Regions from separate parts of the Homo sapiens genome. Here all the other regions are linked to region 2. The links are chromatin contacts, found by Hi-C or POLR2A ChIA-PET in ENCODE. All regions are on one chromosome and are shown on one strand. The core of a region is the stretch at or near the end of the contact, and the rest is flanking DNA. Distances in the headings are between cores, read along the strand shown. Region 1 has its middle 14 kb from the start of MIR6881. Region 2 holds the start of PKM (pyruvate kinase M1/2). Region 3 holds the start of CSK (C-terminal Src kinase). Region 4 overlaps LOC107984788 (a long non-coding RNA gene). Region 5 holds the start of RPLP1 (ribosomal protein lateral stalk subunit P1). Region 6 holds the start of CLK3-AS1 (CLK3 antisense RNA 1). Region 7 holds the start of TLE3 (TLE family member 3, transcriptional corepressor).

Region 1 (2,700 bases), core at 117-2,616, 2.2 Mb after region 2:
CACTTGTCCGCAAAGACAATTCAAGAGTCCCTTGGAGCAGCCTGTTCGCACCTATGCACTCACACAGCACCTTGTTTGTTTAGACCCGCCCAGTGCCTCACAGCAACCCCATCTGGGTTCACTGTCAGAGCTCTGAGCCCACGGGGCTACTCGTCCCAAAGGCATACAGCATGTCCCAACATCTGACTTCGAAGCTGGGACAGGCCTGGCTCCGGGAGGGACAGAGGCTTCTACCTGGGGTAGCTGAGCTGTCCAAAGAAGTTTCAGCCATGTCGAGCCCCTGGCGTTGCCGAAATCCCCCACCCCACGGTGCCACAGCACCAGGGCAGCCCCTAGGAAAAGCCAGCCCCTCAGAGGCCCTGTGCTAAAGACCAGAAATTGCCCCTGGGTCTCCGCAGGAGTTCTGCAATGGGGAAGTGAGCCCTCCTGAGGCCTGGCTGGCAGGAGGCTCTTCAAGGCCAGCATCATGTGGACTTCCCCCAACCACTCGCGTTTCTGCACAGCAGCCACGGAGACCTGGGGGCTGCTGAAAAACGAGATCAGAAGGCAACGTCAGCCTGAGTGGGCTGAAACCTGAGATGAGGAAATGAGAAGACGTCAGGGGGCTGGAGGACATGGGTTTGAGGACAGCCAGCACCCAGCACTGCAGCTGAGGCCTCCTGAGGGAGCCAGAGGGAAAGCAAGTCCCCTCCCTGCGGCCTGAGTCTCTGCCAGTGCCCAGCACTCCCAAAGGATCCACCCCAACCTGAGAGACCCCAAAGACATTGGAGCAGCCCCAGACACCTCCTCCCAGGGCCACAAAGGCCCCTGACAAGCCCACAGCAGTCCAAGGCCTCCAACTGGAGTCATCTTTGGTAAATCTGGGGCCCATCAGCACCCACTGCCCTTCCTGGTGCCCTAAGCATGCTGGCAGGGGGACTGGAAACTGCATCCCAGTTTGCAGTGGGTGTATGTCTCATACACCCACAATACCTGATGTGGGCGTGACTCACCTTGGGGACCTGTGAGTCAATAAGGGTGTATGAGTAAGGGGCAGAGCATTTCAACTTAGTCCCATAGCACATGAGCTCACTAAGCAAACATTACCTATGTCTAGATTTGGGGCCAGTCACTACCCACTGGAGGCTGTGGGCTCCAAGGTATGGCAGCAGGGGAGGCCAGCCAGGCTCTGCCCAGCTTGCCCCTCCTTGTGAGGACGGACCCAGCCAGGCCTCCCGCATCCGCCCTTAGACTGGGGGACCCTGGGTGGGGGTAGAAAGGGGGACTGAAAGTGGTGTCTGGAGTTAAGCCCATCTCCTCATCCCCCACCATGGGGATCAAGATGGGGGCTAAGAGTCACCCCACCACCACCCCAACCCACTCTGAACGCAAAACAGAAGGGGACAAGCAAAACAGAACTGAAACTGGGCAAAGGAGAAACAGGTCTGGGCCCGCCCCAGGGACCTCTGTATCTCACCCCTTACCCATACACATCCTGACCAGGGCCTCTCCCCCAGCCTGGGAAAACCTTTCAAGCTTGGCCCTCTCTCACCTGGGCTCTCTCAGCCTCCTGCCCTCCCCCATCTTCCCTGCTCCCAGCCTCATGCTGCCCCAGGCCTCACCCCATCAGAGCTAAAAGGACCCCAGGCTGGGCATCTGTAGATCAGGGATCTGGTCTCCCTCTGCCACTACCTTTTGGGATGACCTTTGGGAAGTCATTCCCTTCTCTGAGCCACAGTTTCCTCATCTGGCCTGGGCTGTGGGCATAGAATCTGCAGGTGAGGGCTCTAATGGGTGAGTTTCAGGCCAGGCTGAGACTTTTCACATTATAACACTGAGGCACCCAGCACCTTGACTACCACTCATCCTGGGGACTTGGGAAGGGACAGAGGCTGGGATTGGACAGTAACAGCCAAGACCTTCCCAGGGCACAAACGCTGCCTCCCTGAAGCCTGCCCTGACTGTCCATGCAGGTCACTCCCATCACTTCACCTCCTCCTTCCCTCCACTCAGCACCAGCCACCACTGGGTCACATCTATGTCCCTTTGGCTCTGCAAGAGCAGCCTGGACCCCTGCATCCCCTACCCCAGCACAGGCCTGACACCAAGCAGGGGCTCAACAAAATATGTGTTGAAGGCCAGGCACAGTGACTCATGTCTGAAATCTCAGCACTTTGGGAGGCCAAGGCCAACAGATCTCTTGAGTTCAGGAGTTCGAGACCAGCCTCGGTAATGTGGTGAAACCTCATCTCCACAAAAGATACACAAAATTATCTGGGTGTGGTGGCATGCACCTGCAGTCCCAGCTGCGCGGGAGGCTGATGTGGGAGGATTGCTTGAGACCAGGAGACGGAGATTGCAGTGAGCCAAAATTGCACCACTGTATTCCAGCCTGGGTGACAGAGCAAGACCCTGTCTCAATGTCTCTCTCTCTCTCTCTCTCTGTGTGTGTGTGTGTGTGTGTGTGTGTGTGTGTTGAAAGAATAAAGGCAGAGAAAATAACAAGTGTTGGTGAGACTGTGGCAAGATTAGAGCCCTCACACTCTGATGGCGGGGATGTAAAATGGTATCACCTCTGTGGAAAGCAGTTTGTCAGTTGCCCAAAACGTTGAACACAGAGTTACCATGGGATTCTGCAGTCCCACTCCCAGGTAAATAGATGTTCCAAAGAGTTGAAAACATCTGATCACACAAAAACTTGTACACAAATATTCATACAGC
Region 2 (2,700 bases), core at 194-2,693:
TCCTGGTCTCTAACTCTGACCCCCAAACAGCCCTTGACCCACACCGTTTGCGTTCAGTGAACGCGACAGATTTCCTGCCCCCTCCGTAACCAGATCCCCACCCCACCCCGCGGCCTCCGCGTTCCACAATCAGGACGCATTTGTTAAAAAATGTGCCGGATAATTAAAAAAAAAAAAAAGAAAGAAAAAAGAAAGGAAAAGAAAGAAACGTGCCGGAGAGGCGCGGAACGGGCGAGGGCCAGGAGGCCCCAGCAAAGCCTGCAGAGGTTTATCCCGCCCGTTACGAGGCCCAAGGCCATCGCCCGGTGAAGCGGGGTGGGCCCTGGGCGCGGCCGCTACGTGCAGCCCGGCCGCGGCGAGATGGAGCGTGGTCCCTGGCGGCCACCCGGCAAGGGCCGGTCGAGCTCTCGGGCCCCGAGCCATTCCCAGGCCCTCGCAGGCCGCCCATCTAATCCCGGCCACAGGGGACGGCACCGCGCCGCAGGGGCAACCGCCCTGCCTCCCGGCAGCGGGGCAGGCCAACGTTACGTAAGTCTCCAGCTGCCCCCGGGCCGCCGCATCCCGCCCGCCGCGCGGGGCACCCAGCCCAGCCCTCCGCCCGCCCGCCCCGGACACGGGGCCTCAGCACCGCCCGAGCCTGCTGGGAGCTGGGAGGCGGTGATGGAAAAGGGGGGTGGGACCGCGCTCGGAGACCGGAGCAAGTGGGCGGGCGCGACCAGAGCAGAGAGGGAGGGAGGGAGCGGACACGCCAGGCGAGGAAGGGGATGCGGGGGAGCGGACGTGACCAGCAAGCAGGGGGAGGGGCGGCGAGAGGGAACTGGGGCGCGGGAAGGGCGGTCGCGCATGAATGGAGAATGGACGCGGGAGGGGAACCAGAACGCAGTTTCAATGAGTTACACAGAAAGCATTAGAATCAGGGGACACGCACAGCTTGAAGAGGAGGGGGTGGAAGGACCAGACTTAAGGAGGAAGAGGGGAAAACGAGCACGGAACAGGCGGCGCGGAGAAAGGGGAAGCAAGGGTGGAATCAATCACGAGGGACCGAGAGAAGGCAGGCGAGGATGGAGGCGCATTGAGGATTGGGGCAGGAGGAAGAGGATGGGACCAGAATGAGGGGGTAGGGCTGGGGCGGGAAAGGAGCCGGCGGACCCGCCTGATCTGGAAGGAACGGCGCTGGGGACTTCTGAAGAGCAGGCCCCAGGCGTGAGGAGCCGTTCTCCTCTCTCTGAGCTCCACTGCATCCCAGACGCCCTGGATCCTGCGCCGCCCTGCCTGCGTGCCCGGGGCCGGCCGGCGCGCCGGGATTCCGCACTAGCCGGGCGACTGGCCCTTGGTGGGGACTGATGGCGTAGCCTCCTGCACCGCTCACCTCCGGCGCTGACCGACTCGGGCTACGCTGCAAAGACGAAGAGATCCGGAGCCACGGCGCGTGCAGCTGCTGTGCAAGGAGCCACTGCCTCAGCCTCAAGGTTATCCCGCTGCGGGCCGCCGCAATCCCTCCGCCGCCCCGCCCTCTGCCCAATCCCGGCTCCGGGCGACCCGGGCCCCGCCCCCTGCGTCCCCGCGGGCGCAGTCACCTTCAGGAGGAAGCGCGGCGGCGGCGGCGGAACGCGCGGGCAGGTTGCCCTTTCGGTGGGACTAAATTCTGCGGCGGAAGGACACAGATTCAGAGTCACATTTTAAGAAACCTGATGACCAATGGGGACGCGGCGGGGCAACGGGGCCCGCCCCCGGAGCGACTTTCCTCCCAGACCCCCGGGCGCCGGGCCACCTGTTGCCGCCAAGTTGGGCTGCCAGATGGGGTGTCTTTTCTTGGCTCTCGGCCCAGGCCACCCCAGCTGTCCCGGCCTACCTGGGCAGGGCCCAGATTTATGGGTTCCGGGGCAGCATTCTCCCGGCCCCGCCCTGCCACTCCCCACTCCTCCGGGTGTCTGCTCTGGCGCACCCTCGGAGACTGAGCTGAACGGAAAGTTGGGGAGAGCTGCAGACTTGTGCGTGGTTGGAGGTCCTGGCCGCCTTCGGAGGGGCTCTGGCACTGGAGCGGCAGTAGGGAGAACTAGGGACTGCGAAGTGGGCCTGGAGCGGGAGCGCGAGGCCGTTTTCCTCTTAGGACCATTCATTGTGTTAGGACCGCGGAACAAGGAAGGACCGGTTGGGGCCATGTGAATAATTTAGTAGGGTCTGGAATCCTGCAGAGCGAATGCCTCAGAGTAGAAAGTAAATAGACGGTGTTGATATTAGCGCAGAGCTGGGCATCTGGAAATATCAAGTCAGAACATTAGGGCCGATAACCTATGCAGGAGTCAGCATTTCTGTTTTCACCTTTGTCGTGTTTAAGTCAGTATTGTTGGAACTTTTCTTACATTTTTCTACAAGACATTTTCTGATTTCCCAGTTGTTAGCCAGCAACTAATGATGCGAGCAGTTATCAATTAAACAGCTGTTAACTCTTGCCTTCATTCACAGATACAATGTTGCGCATTCAAAATGTGAAGACCGTTCTCTTAGGTTCTTTTTTTATTTTCCTGGCAAAAGAGACCAAATGGGTGTGACCTGCTCAGGCATACCCGCTGCCTGCAGCTGAATCACAGGCCTTCATTCGCTTCCTGTTAGCTCAGATAAGCTGGGAGGAGACAGTGACAGCCTAAAAGTAAATTTCTGTTTGAAGTGAGATAAAAATCTTTCACTTTCTTCTGTAAG
Region 3 (2,700 bases), core at 27-2,526, 2.6 Mb after region 2:
TGTCAGCATGCCCCACTTCCTCCCCCCCAACCCCAAGAGTGCCTCTTCCCTCTGTCCACCCAAGCCTGACCCTTGCTTCAGGGTCTAGTCCCTAGAAAGTCCCCCACCTTTACCTCCTCCCTACGCTGGAGTCTCTGGTCTCGCCCTCATCACTGTATCCCCATTCTGTTCCCCGGTCTCACCCTCATCACTGCATCCCCATTCTGTTCCCCCGCCACCCTGCACTCTCCCACCCCTGTCATGCCTGAGCACGCTGTCCTCTCCTGTGGCTCAGAGCAGGTCATCTCCCTGCTTTTCGTTAACAGTGATGTAACAGCCCTTGCTTAACGGAGGGCTCCTCACGTGCCAGCTACTGCATACTAAGCACTTTAAACGTATTAACTCATTTCCTCCCCTCCCCACAAAAACTTAAGAAGTCGGTGCCATTATATATCACCTATTTTACCAAATGGGGAAACTAAAGCACAGAGAGGTTAAGTAACTTGCCCAAGGTCACAGAGCTGCTGACAACTTCTTTATTGCCTCCAGGCTGAACATAAACTCCAAGAAAGTCCCATGAGGCTCTTTGGATCTCTTTTGCCCCTGTTGTTTGCAGGAACCCATCTCCCACCACTCTCCCCCACCCACACTGCAAGCGGCAGCCGCCTGAGCTATATTTAGATCCCAGAAGCCACCAAGCTCCCTCCGCACTCCCCGCCCTTGTGCATGCTGTTCCCTCTGCCTGGTCCCGGCTCTGTGAGGTGTGAGGTCTCCCCGTTAGCCCTAGTTTTCTTTCTGCCTCCTGGGAACCGTGTCCACCACCTCTCCACTTTGATCAATTATTTCCTTGCCGTTGTCTGTCGGCCTGTCAGCCTACCCCCACCCGACCGAGAACGCCTTGACGGTAGTGAAATGGTCTTGCCAATAGACTCCAGAGCAGGCTCCGCCACGATGTCAGCGCCAGGAAATGTTGGTGAATGAATGAATGAAGGCTTTCTGCTGCGAATCAGGCCCACTCTCCACAAACAGACCTGAGGAGAGGGGCCCAGGCCCGGCCCCCAGCGCTTCTGCAGCGGGAAAGCTGCGTCCAGAGAAGGCTGGGAGGTTGCTCCCAGGCCGGCTGAGGAGAGACCCTCGGAGCCTTCAACGCAGCCAGGCGGCAAGTGGGGGCAGGGCGTGGGCGCGGACACACCCCCCGCAGTGCCCCCGGCGCCCGGCAGGGGGCGCCGCCCCGCCGGCCCACGCCCCGCCGCGCGCCGGGCAGGCCCCCTCGCGCAGGCGCGCTGCCGCGGGCGGAGGATCCGGGCCGCGCTTCCTCTCGCCAGGCCTGCGAGCTTCCTCCCAGCGGAGCCCTGGGCGAGCCGAGGTTGGCCGCCGCCGCCGCCGAGCCCGCTGCCGCCCTCCCGCTCCTGCCCCACCCGCGCCTTGCCCGGGGGCTTCTGCCGGGGTGGGGTCCGAGCCGGGCGACCGCCCGGCTGCGCCGCCGTCGGGGCCGTAACCCGGCCCGCCGTCCCTCCCGCCCCAGCCAGCCTCTGGCCGCCGGAGCCCGCGGGGCGTGGAGCGCGAGGAGCCCCGCGGCCCCGATCGAGCGTCCGGGGCGGCCCCCGGCAGCCAGCGCGACGTTCCAAAATCGAACCTCAGTGGCGGCGCTCGGAAGCGGAACTCTGCCGGGGCCGCGCCGGCTACATTGTTTCCTCCCCCCGACTCCCTCCCGCCCCCTTCCCCCGCCTTTCTTCCCTCCGCGACCCGGGCCGTGCGTCCGTCCCCCTGCCTCTGCCTGGCGGTCCCTCCTCCCCTCTCCTTGCACCCATACCTCTTTGTACCGCACCCCCTGGGGACCCCTGCGCCCCTCCCCTCCCCCCTGACCGCATGGACCGTCCCGCAGGCCGCTGATGCCGCCCGCGGCGAGGTGGCCCGGACCGCAGTGCCCCAAGAGAGGTGAGTGCCTGGCCGTCCCGGAGTGTCCCCTGGAGGGAAGAGGGTGGAGGTCGCGCGTCTAGTCTCTGTTGCTGCCACTGTCGCGTCCACTCCCATTCCCCTCTTCTCCCACTTCTCCCTTCTCTCCTTTACTCCCTTGCACGGGTTCGAATTCTCCCAGGAGCCACTGTCAGAACCCAAATTGGAAGGGAGTGCATGAGGGAGGTACTGCCCTGCAGCTCCACGGACTCGTCTTCTCGGGTCATCCCGAGTCCCCCCCTCTGTGGAGCTCAGAGTAGGAGGTGGCTGGAGTCTGGAGGAAGAGGATCCGTATGGGCCAGGTCCCTAGAGAGAGTGCTGGACTCCCCTGCCCTTCCCTGTACAGGGCCTCCCCGCAGGTGCCCTGGCTTGCTTGGTTCTGACCCCTCCCTCATTACCCCACCATGACCCTGCGGGCTGCAAGCAAGCCCAGGGCCCAGCCACCTCGGGTGAGCAGTTAGAAGCCCAGGTCCTAGGACTGAGCCTGTCACCCTTGGCCTCTCAGAAGACCAGGCCTAAGCCAAGGGATCTTTGGGTGGGAAACTGGGCAGGCCTTCTGCCCGGGGGGAGGTAACGGAGCATTAGCACCATGCCCCCACCTTCTGGCACCCTGGGCAGCCCATTCTCCTAGGCTCTTTGTGGCCCAGACCAGGTGTCAGGAAGGGGTGTGTCCAGCCAGCAGATTTTTTGGAGCTTAACTACCAGTTCACTTCCCCGCCCATTTTGTACACCCGGGAACCGAGGCTCAAAGGGAGAAGTTGCTAC
Region 4 (2,700 bases), core at 165-2,664, 2.5 Mb before region 2:
CACTGCCTCAAGTTGATAGGACAAAATATTGTACCTGGGATCAATAAAAATTCTAATTCTAGCACTTTTTTTTTTTTTTTTTGAGACGGAGTTTTGCTCTTGTTGCCCAGGTTGGAGTGCGATGGCGTGATCTCGGCTCACTGCAACCTCCGCCTCCTGGGTTCAAGTGATTCTCCTGCCTCAGCCTCCCAAGTAGCTGGGATTATAGGCAGCTGCCAACATGCCTAGCTAATTTTTGTATTTTCAGTAGAGATGGGGTTTCACCATGTTGGTCAGGCTGGTCTCGAACTCCTGACCTCAGGTGATCTGCCTGCCTTGGCCTCCCAAAGTGCTGAGATTACAGACATGAGCCACTGTTCCCGGTCTAATTCTAGCACTTTCTAACTCTTAGACCTTGGCTTACATAATTAATGTTTCTAAAAGCTGTGATTTTTTTCATTTGCATAATGGAAATTGAAATAGCTCATTGTGATGGTTCTTCATTCAACATGTTTTTAAAGTCCCTACGAGGTGCTCAAGCACTCTGCTGCTGTGATACTGTGGGTACATGACTGGGAAAGCCAGAGGCCATCTGATACAGCCACAGGAATGAAGCTTTGCTGGTTGATAGATGGGATAATGCAGGGGTTGGCAAACTTTTTCTGTAAAGCGCCAGATAGTAAATATTTTAGGCTTTATTCTGCCATAGTAGTGCAAAAGCAGCCATAAACAATATATAAACAAATGGGTGTGGCTCTGTGCCAATAAAACTTCACAAAAAACAAGCAGCAGGCTTTGGCTTGTAGGAAGTAGTTTGCCTACTGCTGGGCTAAAGGTTAATGTTTGTGGATTGAGGGTCAGTTCCAGATCACTCCAAGAAGGTGGCTTCAGATGATGAACATGTGGACTTAGGCTGGCATGCTGGGAGTTCTTCAGGAGGGCCTCCAAATGCATCATTCCTCTTGCTTATGCAGAGCTGGACGGGTTAGATCTCAAGCTGGCTTAATTAACTTTCCAGGCCTTCTTCCTTAATGGCAAAGTACAAATTCAGTAGCATTCAGTGGCCCCTTATAACAGACACAGTAAGTATGACAAAGATACAACCCAGCCTACACTACTGGGATGACAGGGAAAAGTCATCCCAGCAGGGTTTAACTAGTGGTTTCCCAAACTTGAACACTCATTGAATCACTCAGGATGCTTGTTAAAAATACAGATTCCTGGACCCCTACTTTAGAATGATTATTTCAAGCTATAGAGATGACCTGGGGATTCTGGACCATTAGCATGTGGACCAGATGATTTTAAAGGAGGGAAACTCAGAGTTAGGCCCCTTTTAGCTGTGACATACAGTGGTTATCAAAAGAGTAAAGGAAGCCTGTCTGCCCTTGCTGGGCTGTGGTGGGACAGAGAATGGTGGTGGTGGGGATCGTTATCTTGTCTGCAAAGACGTGGCAGGATGTGGTTGACCTGAACTTCCTGTGAATCAAGGAACCAGAGAACAGGGGGGAGAGATTCACAGCCCGGCAGTAGGCTCAGCCCACATGCCTAGAGTGTGCTCAGTGGGTACTGGGAAATGAGAGCCTGGCCCCACCTCTTCTCCGTGACCTTGGGCAGGTCACTTCACCTCTCAGAGTGTCAGTTTCCTCATGGATACAAAGGAGATGATGATAGGTCATTTTCAAGGACACCATGAAGAATAAATAAGGTATCATTTATAAAACCTCTGTCTCCTTGATTAGTGGTAGAAAATTCTCTTTCAGTGGAATCAGTGTCCACCTCAAAACATCCAAGGGCCAAGAGTTAGGAGACCTCCTTCATGGGCGGGGTTTTACCAATGACTCAATGCTCCATCTTGGAGTAAGTGAGATCATGTTGCTGGGCCTCACTTCACTTGACTGTAGAATGGGACGTTATGCACCTGCGGTTCCCTGTTTCCTTTTCAAGGATTCTCTTGAAGGTTGGATGAGACTATGGAATGAGAAGTGTCCTGGTGCTGTCAAGGGATATGGCAAAAAAAATGTGCAAGACCATTCTTGTCAGGTGCGGGGAGAGATGTTGCTGACTTTAATAATGTACTTCTTTCCATTTGTTATTTTTACAACAAAGGAAGAAATAAAACAGGACCTCTGAAAGATTCCTTGTCATATATAGCTTTCTCCTATTGAGTTATTTTCATCTGAGTTTATCAATCAATTGAGAAACAGTCACTGGATATCAACGGTGTACCCAGCCCTGTGCTATGTGTAAGATAAGGAGGTTCAGAGGTATGCCGCTAGGTCCCTAACCATGAGAGACCCACAGTCCAGCTTAGGAGATAACAAATATGTGTTATCCAGGTATGTTAACACATGGGAAGTGAAATAGAAGTGCAGTGATGATGCTGATGATGCTGACAGTAATGATGGAAAGGATGAAGATGATGTTAATTATTCTTCATATACACCACAATTGTACAGTTTACAAAGCATGTTTAGGACGATTATCTTATCTGATATTCAAGTCTAGAAAAACCCTGATTTTACTGATGAACAAACTGAGGGTAATAACTTCTCAGAGATCAGATAGGAAGAAAGTAGCTTAGTTGGACTCCAGCTTCTTTCTTTTGGCCCCAAGAGTGCCATTATCCTCAAGACATCATAACTTTCTTCCTTTAAATTGCAACAGAACATTGCAAAATGCACATTATCGTCAGATAGTAACATGAGTAAATTAGCACAT
Region 5 (2,700 bases), core at 68-2,567, 2.8 Mb before region 2:
TCAGTTTTTTATGTACACTGCTGGACAAACAGTATTTTGGACTGACTCATTGTAGCTTTGGAAATGTTTGGATTTTTTAATAGCTTTAACCTTTCTTGACCAAAATTCCACTATAATGGCTGCTTAGATTTGGATGAAAACTCAACAGCTTTATTTTTTAAAAGTTTGATAGCTTTATAAATGCTTTTTTAAAAAATTCCGGATGTGAAAATATTTATGTTTGTAGTTAAGATTGACCCAAGTGGGACTCTAGATCGGTGGATTCCAACAGAAATGTTTCTTCAGAGATGATTATTAAATAATGGGATGGACTAAACAAAGAAGGTGCCCCCCCCCCACCAAAAAAAAAGATATATATACATAGAACTAACTTTCCGGTAAACTAAGCAAATTCCACGAGGAATGCAAAGATGACCATTTTTGAAGGTAGGAATTTAAATTGGGTTTAGATAACAAATAACGGGTTGTAGACAGCTTACCCATAATCCCTCCTTCCCCCAAGCACTAGGCAGTGAAGTTAGACTTCTGGATTCCACCTCCACGCTCACCGCGCGGCACTATGCAATCTTCGGTTAGTTACCAGGTCTAAGTTAGGCTTCTGGATTCCAACTCCACGCTCCACCGCGCGGAACTATGCAATCTTGAGTTAGCTACCGGGTCTAAGTTAGGCTTCTAGATTCCAAATCCACGCTCCACTGCGCGGTAACTACATAATCTTGGGCTAGTTTACCAGCTCTAAGACTTAATTTTGCCATATGCAAGATGGAGATAACATCCAACTCCTGGTGTGTGAGGATTACGTGAATCCTTGCAGAATGTGGCTCAGTGCCTGGGACATAGTAAGCGCTCTACGGCTTCTGCTAGCATAACGCTGTTAGTTTCTCTCATCCTCCTACATCTACCTATCTCAACCAAGGTCCTGCGCTAAGCAGGGGCCTCCAAGCTGGGACGCAGCCCTTACTCTCAGGGTCAGCGCCGGCTGGGAAGGCCGCGACCTAACCAGGAGATTACGAACAATGTCACCAGGGCCACAGCGGAGCTCCTGCCAAGTCAAGCAACTCATGGAACCAACGGAGGCGAAGTCCGAATACCTAGGCAACCCTAACCTAAAAGTGTTTTTAACGTTCTCAGGTCCTATAATTTACCCAAATAAAGTGGGACCGTATTTGCAGGCGCTGAGAAACTTTCTCAACAGTAAGAACCAATCAGGCGCAGTGCGCAGGCGCCTTCAGTGGGTCCTGGGTCCGCCTCTTCCGCCCGGTGCGGGCGCCGATTGGTCCGCGTGGACACATAAGAGGCTGCGTATAGGCGCGAGAGCCCCTTTCCTCAGCTGCCGCCAAGGTGCTCGGTCCTTCCGAGGAAGCTAAGGCTGCGTTGGGGTGAGGCCCTCACTTCATCCGGCGACTAGCACCGCGTCCGGCAGCGCCAGCCCTACACTCGCCCGCGCCATGGCCTCTGTCTCCGAGCTCGCCTGCATCTACTCGGCCCTCATTCTGCACGACGATGAGGTGACAGTCACGGTGAGTGCGGGCGCGGGCCGGCGGCCGGGCTGCCTGTGGGCGGTGACTTTCGGCTCTCCATGCGGTTCCCGGCTCCAGGCCGTTCGACTGAGCACTTCCGGCCGGGGCCAGGCCGCGAACACAGGCCGCATAGGGCGGGCGCTCCTCGGGGCTGGGGCCTCTCTCCGGGCAGGTCCTGGGCCCCCGGGACCACGTGCGGGCCCAGCGGGCATGGAGTGCGCTTGAGGCTGGGCGCTCCGGCTCCAAGAGCCTTCGTGTAGAAAAGCTCTTCCGCAGTGCTTGGGCACCCTGACCCGTGCCTCGTCTCTCTCAGGGACACTTACTCGGACCTCTTTCGGTGTAATTGCCTTGAATTCCCCCGGTCGTGGAGGAAGGCGCCCGAGCTCGGCTCCACCTCCCAGGTCTTGTAACTTAAAAATAGCCGCGTGACTCAGGCAAGTCCCAGCCCGTGAAACAGCAGTGATGGGCTCGCCTCATTGCAGGGCGCCTGGCACACATCTCTTTTGCTTGTGATAGAATATTTGAGCTGGTTAAACATGTTATGTACACTTATTGAGTGACGTGCAGCATTTTGGAGATATTACATACGCTACGTTTTGATGGATTGACGTTTTTATTTGTTGTAGGAGGATAAGATCAATGCCCTCATTAAAGCAGCCGGTGTAAATGTTGAGCCTTTTTGGCCTGGCTTGTTTGCAAAGGTAAGGTGATGGTGGCAAAGTGATTGTGGTAAGGCCTGCTGATTTACGAGGGCAGTTGTACATGCTAAAGTACCCCCAGCGGTGCCATAACGCCCCACATGCCGCTGGATCTCCTAGGTGTTTTTCGTTGCATGTATATCTCTAGGAGCTAATAAGATTTCAGCTTGTCAAGTCTTACGTTTCCTTATCAGACTCTGGTTTCCCTTTTGCTCTGAAACCATGGTTAAAAAAAATGTGAATCAGGTCATTTATTCCCAAAAAGGGTCACTCGGGAGATAGGTACTACGCATGTTAAGTTGCAAGCAAATTCTTTTTCTTTTTCTTTTTTTTTTCTTGAGACGGAGTCACCCAGGCTGGAGTGCAGTGGTGCGATCTCAGCTCACTGCAAGCTCCGCCTCCCGGGTTCACGCCATTATCCTGCCTCAGCCTCCCGAGCAGCTGGGACTACAGGCGTGCGCCACCATGCCTGGCTAATTTTT
Region 6 (2,700 bases), core at 40-2,539, 2.4 Mb after region 2:
GGGACCCAGTTTTGAATTAGCTTCTGTTGTTTACTTCGGATAGCCATGGTGGAGCTGGCAGAGATTTAGGGGATACTAAACACCCCTACAAATCACGCCTTGAAACCCCCCGTTTCAGGGAGAGCCGCTGGCGAAGGACTTGATGCGCAGCCGCAGCTCGGAAGCGGGGGGCTCCCCTGCGACACCTCCCCGCTTCAGGGGCGGGCCCAGACCCGCGGGGAGGGGCATGGGCGGGGCCGCGGCTGGCTGGCGGCCGCCGGGGCGGTGCTGGGGAAACCCTTGGCGCCCCCGCGGAGCGGTCCCAAGGAGGGGGCGGTGCCTGGAGGGATGGTCCGCCCCGACTGCGGGTTTCTAGCCCTCGCGTGGCGTGGGGACAATTAGGCGCCACGCCCTGTCGCTTCACTGCGCGACGCTCGCGAGGCCGGGGACGCCACTCCCAGACCGGGCGGGACGCGCACGCTCACAGTGAGGTCTCAAAAGATCCCCACCTCAGTTTTCTCATCTGGAAAGTGGGGCCTCGTAATCCTGTCCGACCCGGCGCGGGACAGTAGGTGTCAGGGATTTTGGTGACCCCACGCTCGAGGCCTCTGCAAAAGGGGGCTGTCCAGTGGCCCAGAGACGCAGCCGGCGGGGCTTTTGTCTAGCGGGGGAGTCTTAACTGAGAGGCCACGCAGGCCGGCAGGAAGCCGCTCCACAGGAGGGGGCTCAAGGAGAGGGGATCTCCTCCCTCCAGACTCCGGCCCCGCCAGAGTAGCTCTAGGGTATCTTCCCAGAAACTGCCCCGCACGCACTGGCGAGCTGGGAGCGCCACCACGGCTTTCAAAAAACCCGCACACACCAAGATAATAATGTGTCGTTCGCTCGTTTCGCGCAAGCGGAGTCGCGTCCGCCTTCCCGAGCTCCGGCACACAGACCTCAGGCCGCTCTCGCGCTCTCCGGGGCCCCGAGAACAATGCCCGTCCTCTCCGCGCGCAGGAGGGAGTTGGCGGACCACGCGGGGTCGGGGCGACGGAGCGGGCCCAGCCCCACGGCCAGGTCGGGGCCCCACCTCTCGGCTCTGAGAGCCCAGCCGGCCCGGGCCGCGCACCTGTCAGGTCGGGGGACCTACGTGCGCCGCGACACGGCGGGAGGCGGGCCGGGCCAGGCTCGTCCCCTCGGCCCTCCCGGAACTAGTCTCCTAGGCCGCGGCGCCCGCCGGAGCGGAGAGGGCTGGTGCCCCGGAGCCTTCGAGTCGGGGGCTAGAGCGGCCAGGCCTCCGAGCCGGGTCGAGCCGAGGCTGGCGACGGCTGCGTCACGCGAGGGGGCGGGGCTGCCACGGGCGGAGGTCGCAGCCGGAAGCGGAAGAGGCGCTCGGAGCGGGGAGTGGGGCCTAGCTGCAGCCGGAGCCTGGGAGACGGTAAGTGTGGGCTGGGGTCCGCGGCGGCGACAGCGGCGGCGGCGGCCGGGGGTGAGTCGGCGGGGCAGGCGCGCTGGTGCCATTCGGTCTCGGCCTACTCCCTTTCTTTCTCCTCTTCGGCCCATATCGGGCCGCGACCTCTCACCCCTGACCCGCTGCTTCTGCCCCGGAGGGCGGTCACTGCAGACCCTGACCTCGACCCCACGGTGTTGAAGGCGGAGCCTGAACGGCCTCTGGGGCCGCTCAAGGGTCCAGTTTGGGCTCTGTGCCTGCCCGCGGAATGGGGTCGGGGTCCGACGTAGAAGAGCCAGAGAAGCCCTTCAGACCCCTCCCCTACCCCTGGCTTCAGGCTTAGTCCGCAGATGACTCCTCCCTTGGCGGCCTGGAGTTTGATTCTGGCCCAGTCCGGCTTTCCCTCTGTCCCCGGGTCTCCCCTCGGCGCCACTGGTGGCGGTTACAGGGGATGGGACTCTGAGACCCCCTGGGACCTGGGGCGGCAGGAAGGGACGCGAACGAGGGCGCAGGCTCCCCTGTGTGTTTTGTTGTGGTGGTAGAGCCACTCCAGCCCGGAGGATGGGCTAGGCCAAGCTGACAGTTCAAATCCCCTGGCTGCTCCTCCGTCCCGCCCGGGAGTCTCTAGCTTTAGTTCCGGGTGTGGGTGCCCTGATGTGGAGCTGGGGTGGAAATTGCCTGAACCAGGCCCCCATCAGAGGCGGAGTTGGCGGCCTTCCAGCTTCCCTTCTTGATGCCCTTGAAAAGGAGGAGCGTTTCACCGTTGGTGGTGGAGGCTTGCGAGGTGGCAGGTTTGAGGTTGCAGTGGTAGGGCAGTCCAGCCAAAAATAACCATGGGTGCTGGGGTGGCTGGAATCCGGGAGGGCAGCCGCTGACCTGGCTGGCTGCACTTCTAGTCAGCCCAGTTCTCTGGCCAGGAACAGCAAATGAGAAGCCGACAAGGCCTGTGCTCAAAGTTGACATCCTTGGCTTGGTTTTCTTCATATCACCTTTTTCCTCATTGTGCAGAGCAGAGCTTCCCAAAGCATAATTGTGGCCTTTAGCTGCTTTTTAAACAAGCTGTTTGCTGAGGTTTTCGAGAATCAGAGATAATTGAGAAATGGGCCCTAGAGCCCTGGCTGGGAGGATGATATCTGCTATTTCCAATATTTTACTTGCCTAGAATGTGTTAAAGGAAGGATACTCTTCTCTGTTATTGCTTTGTGTGTGGTACCTTATAACTCTCATGCTTGTCATCTCTTTTGCCAGGCTGAGAGATGTTATCTCCATTTTCCAGGCATGCTAACCAAGGC
Region 7 (2,700 bases), core at 193-2,692, 2.1 Mb before region 2:
TCCCTCTCCCCAGTAAGGCGGGGGCGGGAGACAAGCCGGGTGAGTTGGGAGACTTCAGAGCGGGGCCGGGGACCGCGTGAACAGCTCCCCCTGGAACACAAGCAGCCCCCCGCGCCACTCGCGCGGAATTAACCTCCTCTCTCAACGGCGCCCCCCGGCCGCATCCCCCTTTGTGTGAGAGCACACACACAAACACACACACCATAAAGGTAGCAACAAGCAAAATGGAGGTGCCAGATAAACTGCCTCGTTTACCCTGCCATGATAGATGCTTAAATAAACCGAGTTGCAATTACTCACCGGATGTCTGCCCTGCGGATACATGGCAGGGAGGGGTCGTGATTCCGAGAGCGTGGAAGCGCCGAGAGCCCGGGCCGGGGAGGTGCGGGGGAGGGGGGAGCCGAGCCCGAGCGGGGGGCGGCCGGGAAACCGAGAGCTCGCCCCCGGCCCCCCCAGCTCGTTCTCGCAGCGAAATCCCAGAGTCGGGCGCCCGCCCCAAGTGGAGACAAAGAGCCGCGGAGCAGGCGGCAAAGTCGTCGGCGGGCGCCGGGGCCGGGCGGCGGGCGCGGGCTTTGTGCGCCTAGGGCTCGGCGGGCAGCGGCCGGCCGCCTTCCCTGGGCTGCGTCGAGCGCGTCAATGCCTGGGACTGCGCGGACATCGTCGGCTCCCCAGCAGGTCCGGCGCGGGGTCCCGAGGCCGGGGGCCCCTCCTGGGGCGAGCTCGGGCCCCCTCCGGGTCACTCAGCGGGTCGCGCCTGTAGGGGGGCGCGCCGGGGCAGCCCCAAGCATCCGGGGCGCGCGGGTCCGATCCTAGAGGCGTCCGGGCCTGGGGCTCGCGGCGAGAAGAGGAAGGAGGCGGGCTACGAGGTGGTGGCTTGGGGCCGCAGGAGCGCCGGAGGGTGAGGGCGGGAGCCCGGCGCGGGCGCTTCGACGCCCCCCCTCGGAGAGGAGAGCCTGCTGTTCCGTCTGCTACTGCCGCTGCCGCCGCCGCCGCCGCCGCTGCAAGCCCTTCCCAGGGCCGGGGAGGAACTCCGGGCTCAGTAGGTGCAAATCAAACGCCCTGGCATCCTAAGTCCAGCGGGCACGGGAAGCCTCCGCAAAGGGTTCTCGCTGCTCCCAGCTTGAGCACCGCGTCCCCACCGAGGAGCGCTCAGCGCCACCGCCGCTGCCGCGTCGGAGCGCACAGGCAGGAGAGCGCTGGAGGGGAGACGCAGCCCGAGACCGGGGAGCTCTACGGCTTCCTTCCTTCCCCTCGGCCCGGCTCTCCTCTCCGCGCCCCGGCAAACCCCCAAAACACACACACCCAACACACACACACGCGCGCACGCACACACACACACACCAAAAAAAAAAGTGCCCCGGACCTACGGATACCACACACAGACAGGCGAAGGGGACGAGCACGAGGTCTGAACTGCCGCGAGAGCAGTTCCAAATAGGGACTGAAAAGTAACAAAATAATGTGGCAGCTTCGTCCGGCGCTGGCCAATGGGAGCGCGGGGCCCCCACGTGGGGCTGCGGGACTCGGCCTACGACTGGGTGCCGCTGGGCGCGACGTCACAATGCCCTCTTGTGTCTAAAACTATGCATGAAAAGTAGCAATCAGGCCCTACCCGCTGGTGACTTTCGCATGGGAGTGAAAAACAGCGCTCCTCAGATCAGGAATTAACCGAAAGACATATAATAAATAGATATATATTATAGTCCTGGGCTGCTCGAGTTTTTTTCCTCCTTTTTTTTCCCACGGTCTACTAGCAAATAATTATTTAGCGGGAGGAGGAAAGAGGGAAGACAGAGGAATAACAACAAAAGAAAATAAGACAAGCTGTACAATCTTCAAAACCTGTGGCTGGTAGTAATGTATCAGTTTATTCTGCAGCGGCGGCGAACGATTCCTCCCTCTAATCTCATTAGGTCTGCAAAGCAGCCCAATTAGATACTATAAAACAAACAATCACTTTGTCACTTTAATGTTTTCACTTCAAAAGATTTAGGACTGATAAAACGGTGGCTCCTAAAGTTGCCTCCGACCTTTAAAAATTTGCTCGGAACTCAGGATGTCCCCTTTTCTTCACCCCTTCTTCTGCCCGCCTCCCCCACATTAGCCCCCAGCTCTCCTTTGTTCACTCGCCCTTCTTTTCAGAAAGCCAAATAAACAGCTCCTTTGATGTGCGGCGGCTGCCTGCGAGGAGAAGTCTGAGGGACTCTGGCTAGGCGGGCAGCGCAGATGGAAGGGCCCGGCTGCCCGTGGACAACAGGCTCAGCCACGGCTGGCCCCATTCGGGGCGCCTTCCCCGTGGGCACAACTTCACCCTCGACGCAGCCTCGCCGCGCGGGCTCCTCACTGCATCCCCAGGCTGAGGGGGTTGGGGATGGGGTCGGGACCCTGCTCGGCCGAGGCCCGGGAACTCCGAGTTCCCACCTGGTTTGCTCAGCCTGCTCCCGGCAGTGCCACGGCGTTGGCGGAAGCCTGTAGGTGTCTCGGTCGCTAGCCTGGACACTCCGAGGGACGCGGACGCTCCCCCGCTCGCTCGCCCCGGCCCCGGGCCCCCCGGACCCCCCGCTTGGTCGCACAGGCCACTCGACTCCGGGGCCAGCTTGCCCGCAAACCGATGGCCTCGCCCTCCCGCGCTCGGGGTTACGGCGGGGCAGACGAGCAAGCAGGGAGTGGACCTCAAAGCGCGCACCGCCCGGTGGACGG

What was found. Hi-C counts contacts between places; a loop is a spot of excess contacts on that map. ChIA-PET counts read pairs that join two places held with the same protein, here RNA polymerase II (POLR2A). Pooled maps may share reads with other maps.
Region 1: a pooled map shows a loop between it and region 2 (6-fold over the local background). The contact joins the enhancer-like site here to the promoter of PKM in region 2. A Hi-C loop is called at or near these places in 3 of 37 single-sample maps with no recorded cell type and 6 of 50 pooled maps.
Region 3: a pooled map shows a loop between it and region 2 (29-fold over the local background). The contact joins the promoter of CSK here to the promoter of PKM in region 2. A Hi-C loop is called at or near these places in 5 of 37 single-sample maps with no recorded cell type and 9 of 50 pooled maps. POLR2A ChIA-PET finds 5 or more read pairs at or near these places in 1 of 52 experiments (naive thymus-derived CD8-positive, alpha-beta T cell).
Region 4: a map with no recorded cell type shows a loop between it and region 2 (20-fold over the local background). The contact joins the enhancer-like site here to the promoter of PKM in region 2. A Hi-C loop is called at or near these places in 2 of 37 single-sample maps with no recorded cell type and 8 of 50 pooled maps. POLR2A ChIA-PET finds 5 or more read pairs at or near these places in 1 of 52 experiments (activated CD4-positive, alpha-beta T cell).
Region 5: a pooled map shows a loop between it and region 2 (8-fold over the local background). The contact joins the promoter of RPLP1 here to the promoter of PKM in region 2. A Hi-C loop is called at or near these places in 3 of 37 single-sample maps with no recorded cell type and 12 of 50 pooled maps. POLR2A ChIA-PET finds 5 or more read pairs at or near these places in 5 of 52 experiments (AG04449, T-cell, activated CD4-positive, alpha-beta T cell and 2 more).
Region 6: a pooled map shows a loop between it and region 2 (10-fold over the local background). The contact joins the promoter of CLK3-AS1 here to the promoter of PKM in region 2. A Hi-C loop is called at or near these places in 4 of 50 pooled maps. POLR2A ChIA-PET finds 5 or more read pairs at or near these places in 2 of 52 experiments (activated CD8-positive, alpha-beta memory T cell and activated T-cell).
Region 7: a map of endothelial cell of umbilical vein shows a loop between it and region 2 (8-fold over the local background). The contact joins the promoter of TLE3 here to the promoter of PKM in region 2. A Hi-C loop is called at or near these places in 2 of 168 maps with a recorded cell type or tissue (endothelial cell of umbilical vein and naive thymus-derived CD4-positive, alpha-beta T cell), 6 of 37 single-sample maps with no recorded cell type and 14 of 50 pooled maps. POLR2A ChIA-PET finds 5 or more read pairs at or near these places in 1 of 52 experiments (Caco-2).

The regions. Positions count from the first base shown.
Region 1 is chr15:74,396,130-74,398,829 of GRCh38, forward strand. No RefSeq gene overlaps it. Among named protein-coding and RNA genes, the nearest start is that of MIR6881, 14 kb to the right of the region's middle. RefSeq lists enhancers at 132-201, 222-291, 342-691, 373-1,572, 742-941 and 3 more. Within about 2 kb of position 1,367, at least 9 of the 41 ENCODE cell types and tissues checked have a DNase peak (open chromatin) inside an H3K27ac peak, as active enhancers do.
Region 2 is chr15:72,229,747-72,232,446 of GRCh38, forward strand. It overlaps PKM (pyruvate kinase M1/2), which reads right to left and starts at 1,444. Exons shown (of 11, transcript NM_002654.6): 1 at 1,370-1,444. RefSeq lists silencers at 316-825, 1,386-1,885.
Region 3 is chr15:74,780,804-74,783,503 of GRCh38, forward strand. It overlaps CSK (C-terminal Src kinase), which reads left to right and starts at 1,277. Exons shown (of 13, transcript NM_004383.3): 1 at 1,277-1,917. RefSeq lists enhancers at 727-846, 867-936, 1,979-2,554 and silencers at 1,157-1,376, 1,487-1,746.
Region 4 is chr15:69,757,762-69,760,461 of GRCh38, forward strand. The region is part of intron 2 of LOC107984788 (a long non-coding RNA gene); the gene reads left to right. Among named protein-coding and RNA genes, the nearest start is that of LINC00593, 76 kb to the right of the region's middle. Within about 2 kb of position 1,415, at least 5 of the 41 ENCODE cell types and tissues checked have a DNase peak (open chromatin) inside an H3K27ac peak, as active enhancers do.
Region 5 is chr15:69,451,501-69,454,200 of GRCh38, forward strand. It overlaps RPLP1 (ribosomal protein lateral stalk subunit P1), which reads left to right and starts at 1,318. Exons shown (of 4, transcript NM_001003.3): 1 at 1,318-1,520; 2 at 2,147-2,221. The coding sequence starts at 1,449. RefSeq lists enhancers at 1,024-1,073, 1,354-1,603, 1,754-1,863 and a silencer at 1,624-1,673.
Region 6 is chr15:74,614,503-74,617,202 of GRCh38, forward strand. It overlaps CLK3-AS1 (CLK3 antisense RNA 1), which reads right to left and starts at 1,290. Exons shown (of 9, transcript XR_007064715.1): 1 at 1-1,290. It overlaps CLK3 (CDC like kinase 3), which reads left to right and starts at 1,334. Exons shown (of 13, transcript NM_001130028.2): 1 at 1,334-1,396. RefSeq lists silencers at 109-428, 849-1,388 and enhancers at 1,477-2,088, 2,089-2,699.
Region 7 is chr15:70,096,475-70,099,174 of GRCh38, forward strand. TLE3 (TLE family member 3, transcriptional corepressor) reads right to left here and starts at 1,443. Exons shown (of 20, transcript NM_001105192.3): 1 at 301-1,443. The coding sequence starts at 324. RefSeq lists silencers at 582-701, 712-881, 2,471-2,550, 2,621-2,700 and an enhancer at 1,701-2,675.